Linked DNA regions of Mus musculus: region 1 is linked to region 2. Evidence: chromatin loops called from intact Hi-C (ENCODE). Cell type or tissue: left cerebral cortex. All regions are shown on one strand.

Region 1 (2,500 bases), 300 kb before region 2:
TTTAGGGAGGAGCCGCACCGGTTGAAACTGGATATAGTGGGAGGCACTCGATCTGCTGTTGCGGATTCCCTTGCAGTTCCTGGAGCTGCCTCATTAAAGGCTGTGAAAACCATGTTGTCGCATGCAGAAGCCAGCATGCTTCTGAGGTGACTGAGAGGCCCAGATGCTCAGGACTGTGCATATCGCTATGCATTTGTTAAGTAAAAAAAAAGATTCTTCTCTCCTGCAGGACTTCAGAATCTCTAGAATGAAGCCAAGAAATCTGATTTCATCAGGAGGGTGGAGCCTGAACTATTATAGGCTTATGTGTGTATATGTATACCCTAGCCTGCCTCGGAGCGAAGCCAAGCCTTCCCTGGAATAAAGTGAACATGCGACTCTCCCACCAAGACTGGGCATGCAATGGATGGTGTGCCTGGCATGGGTATACCAACTTCTCACCACTCTTAGTTTCTTAGAGAGCCATGAATGCCTTTGAAACCATTTAAGTTCACATCTACTGTGATTATCTAGTCTGAACCAAGAGATGGTGGCACCAGCATCATTGTAAGTAAGATGGGGAAGTATCTGCTTTAAAAAAAATAAATAAATATAATGAGACAAAATCCCTATTTCTAATAGCCTTAAAATATCATCATTAATACCTCTCCATCTTTCTTCAGATCGCTAAATTGGGAAGAAGTCAAACCTGGGAGCCCCAGGAACCTCATGGAAACCTGCTTCTGTGGGTTAATAATTTAACTGTCACACGTGGGGCAAGCACTTAGCTCTAAACCTTTTGTAAAACAGAGGGAATGATCCCACCAGATTTATGTGCTATAAAGACGAGATATGATAATATATGTAAAACATCTAGCACAAGCAGACAATGAACGTGTGTGTGTGTGTGTGTGTGTGTGTATACGCGCATGTGCACACACACACACAATCGACTCCTAGTTCTGCCACCTCTGCTCGCCAAGTCACTGGCATTCCTGCTTCGTGCTGCCTTCTTTGCATGCATGTTAATGATTTCCTGAGGGTGGGTTGAGTGCTATTTTAACAGCCTTGTGTCGTTCTACTTGTTAGCAGTTACAGTGAATAATAAATGCAGCTTATTAATCATTCTGGATGGTCTCCGCAACAGAACACGGCCCTGGCAGCTTTCCTTATCAAAAGGCTAAAAGAGGAGTCTCAGAAGGGACAGAGCTCGATCACACAGCTCAGGTTCCATACACCCTGGTTTGTTTCTCCAGCGAGATCCACTGATGGGTTTCTCTCTAGTAGAAAATCCTCAAGGTCCTTTCTCCAAAACGATGAAGCACATAATAAGCCCTAGGATAGTCAGGCACCCAGGCTGGCATTCCACTTTCTCCATTTGGTAACTGGTGACCTTGACAGATGACTGACCCCTTCCACTCTCATCTTACCAGGTTGTCCTTAGAACTAAATAAACTTAAGATATCATACTTTGCATGCACAAGGTAAGAATTCAGATAACTATTCTTAATTCAGCTGACACATCTTCTGACATACTCTCAGAGCGAGGGGCCACTCCCTTCAAATAGAATATGGTCCCCATTTTCCTGGGAAGGTCAACTTGTCTATCAGAAGCTCTACAGATAACTATAAAATTAGGTTGTGGAGAAGGGGAGAAGGGTGGGATTGAAGACATCTACAAATTTGCTTTGGTGCATGCTTGAATACACACACACACACACACACACACACACACACACCAATTGCCCCCTCCCAAAGAGGGAAAAATTGACCGAAAACTTAGAAACCTACAGATTAAGTGACTGACTCAAAAATTCATATCTACTTTCAGACTTACAAAAGGAGTAATAGTAGGACTACACTAAAACCCCATCCTTTACCATGATTTCCAATAGCAGTGGCAAGGTCAAGAGTCTATATCAGGTAGATTAAGAACTGTTCGTGTTCTCAAGCTTTAACTGTGCAGAGGAATCGCATATATTAAAATGCACATTCTAATTAAGTAGGTTGGGAACCTTGAAATTCTATATTTCCCATGTGCTCCTAGGTGGCGCTCACTACCCAGCACCCCCACTTTGACAAGGAAGGATTCAGACAAACTCAATAAATTTACAAATTTATCCTTCCTAAAAGAAATCAAGCCCACAGTCATAGAAAACTGGCTGGTCCAGACTTTCCCCGTTGACATTCTCCTTGAGAGCGCCCACTGTGGAGAGCATGTAACCGACAACCAGGCATCTAGAACTTGAATTTGGCCTGAGAGCTCACTTTGACAACCGTGAAGTGACTCCTTCATCCAGAGCACTAATGCAGAATTGGGAATCATAGCAGTAAGCAAATCAAGCACTCTAGTGAAAGGGACAATAAACAAGAGGCCAAGTCAACAAACAGCCCGTCAGGGGGTGATGGATGCTATAAAGAAAAGGAGTACAGGGCAGGAGAAGAGTGTCAGGCCTTGTTGGGTTTTCGTGGGCTAGAGTATTTCTTTTAGACAGGAAAGGTATGGTTGATAAGCTGAGCT
Region 2 (2,500 bases):
AAATAAAGTTAAAATAATGTGAAAACGCTTGCACTCAGATCCCCGGCTCCATGTGCAGGACTTAGTGCCTTTTGTGAAGTCATTCTGTAAGACCTATACTCCTTGTCTCCGTGTCCTCTTTAGAAGTGCAGAGATCTTAAGTGAAGCCAGAGGTGAGGCTTCAGGATTATGTCCGCCCTTTTCTCAGCAGACTCTCTGTCCATCTGTCCACACAAGCAGCGACAGTGCCAGAAATAGGACAGCACTGTCCAAGAACACGTCCAGCACACAGAGCTCAGGCTACAGCTGCCCTTCTTCAGTTTCTTGTTCATCTGGTGTTTGCCACATTGATGGCTTCCACAAAGTAAAAATACTTGCCTACAACAACAATGGCCATTGGACAATGGTCTCCTCCCCATTTCTAGCACTGAATTAGAAATGCATCAAGCTTATATAGTGTGTTTTGCCTGGGTTGCTTTGTGCTTGGTTTGCTTTTGAGACAGGGTCTTCTTATGTCACCTGAGTTGACTCTGAACTTCCTGCCTCAGCCTCCCGTGTACTGGCATCACATGTGTGACATGTGTGTGCAGAGAGAGAGTTTCAGACTCACTCTTCATCATCTGGTGGCTGACAGGCTTCCCTGAAGCTTGTCATTGTTGTTTCTAATAGTGGCTGGAAAGTACTGGGAGGAACTAGAACAAATCAGAATGCCACAGAGTTCACTCTTCATAGAGACGCAGCCAATTTTTTCTTGAATAAAATATCCCTGAGATACTAAAAGCCAGAGAGGAAGGAAGACAAAGAAATCTGTTCCATAATTTAGTAAACATTTACATTTATATGGTAACAAATTTATCCCCATACAATATTAATTAACATCTTAGTATCACAAATAGATAGGAAGTAAGGACGGAAGGAATATGGATAGATAGATAGATAGATGATAGATAGATAGATAGATAGATAGATAGATAGATAGATAGATAGATGATAGATAGATAGATAGATAGATAGATAGATAGATAGATAGATATGGAACTCTGGTCATTTTAGGATCTGCATGTTTGGAGACATCTACTCGCCACAGAGCTGAGCTGTGCTTGTGGAAGACAATGAAGCAGGAGAGAGCATTCCCGAGCCACTCCTGCACTTCCTGTCCAGTTCAGTTGCCTCTTTAATTCCTAATGCACTGAAGAACTAGCCTCAGCCCTCTCTGCCTCCCTTCAGGATGTGCAAATGGCTTTACTATGGTGAGTCAAGGCTCCTGGTTACTGCCTGTTATTCTGGAACACTCACAGCATCCATCCCCTAAGTCTAAGCCAAGTAACCAACTAGACAAAAGAAAGCAGCAGGGAGAGAGCAAGGTGGCACATGGGGACCTTTTAGTGTGGCTGACCTAAGGTCTGTCCCGAATGAGCACAGAAGGTAACATAACTGAGGGGCCATCTTCCCCCAGAGCTCAGTTGCTCTCCTGGATAAAAGCCCTGGAGGGCTTCTTGGGTTCTCCCCGGCAGAGCTACAGTTTGCTTCAAAGCTATGCACGGTGCTCCCTCTGCTGGCTCTGACATAGCCCGACTACAGCTTAAAGCAACTACAGTGAAATAAATGCCAGCACTGGGTGACCCTCAGCACTGCTTGCCACGTCTCTTACATTTGACTATACTTCCCGGCAAAGATGGAACTCAACCTTTTCTCTAGCTTTTTAAATGGTGTTAGGGGAGGTTGATAAATCACTGTACTTTTAAAGCATTCATTCCACACCTAAGCCTACACGTAACCCCAAAAGCAGGATAAAACCTGGATTTCTACCTTCATTTCCTTTACCTTGGGTCACCTGCTTACCTCTGTACATAGACTCAAGCAGCGTCTGCCTAAAACCCAGGCACACCTAACCTATTGCACTCCCTTTCACACCTGTCTTTGTTACGGTTACTGTTGCTGTGATGAAACACCATGCAAAGCAATTTGGAGGCTGGTGGCATTTCACTCACAGTTCCATGTAACAGTTCATCATCAAAGCAGTGAGGCCAGGAAATCCAACAGGGTAGGAACCTGGAGGCAGAAGCTGACACCGAGATCCAAGGAGGGGTGCTGCTTCCTGGCTTGCTTCCCATGGCTTGCTCAGCCTGCCTTAGAGAGCTCTAAGGTGTGATACCGCCCACAATGGACTGGGCATTCCCCCATCAATCACTGATTTTTAAAAAATGCCCTACAGGCTTGCCTACAGCCCATTCCCATAATGGTATTTTTTTAATTATTTTTTTATTTAAGAAATTCAGGAACAGAACAGGTATTTGTTATGGAAAAGCAGGAAACAGTTTTTATCCACTAATACTTATTTTAAAGTATTTCATTGTAAATGGCATCTTACCAGTTACTTTCTTCAACACTATGTCATTCTGGGATGGCTGGAGCATCTAAACATTGGCCCTTCGCTGTTGACCACCCCAACAGTGAGGCTATGTCTAGGGGGATTGAAGGGAATGCCAAAGATCCGAGGAGGGTGACCAGAGGACTAGGA

What was found. A loop is a pair of places that touch in the nucleus more often than their neighbours do. Peaks named below come from ENCODE experiments on the same cell type or tissue, not always from the same donor. Only the 100,000 strongest peaks of a DNase experiment are listed, where the experiment ranks them.
Region 1: a loop joins it to region 2, with 3 times the contacts of the local background. A loop is called at or near these places in 4 of 42 quality-filtered maps.

The regions. Positions count from the first base shown.
Region 1 is chr5:99,598,584-99,601,083 of GRCm38, forward strand. The region is part of intron 1 of A930011G23Rik (RIKEN cDNA A930011G23 gene); the gene reads right to left. Among named protein-coding and RNA genes, the nearest start is that of 4930405H06Rik, 14 kb to the right of the region's middle. In left cerebral cortex, a CTCF peak has its summit at 108; DNase peaks (open chromatin) are centred at 185 and 1,068; H3K27ac peaks cover 731 bases.
Region 2 is chr5:99,898,740-99,901,239 of GRCm38, forward strand. No RefSeq gene overlaps it. Among named protein-coding and RNA genes, the nearest start is that of Vamp9, 6.3 kb to the right of the region's middle. In left cerebral cortex, a CTCF peak has its summit at 1,542 (motif pointing left); a DNase peak (open chromatin) is centred at 1,529.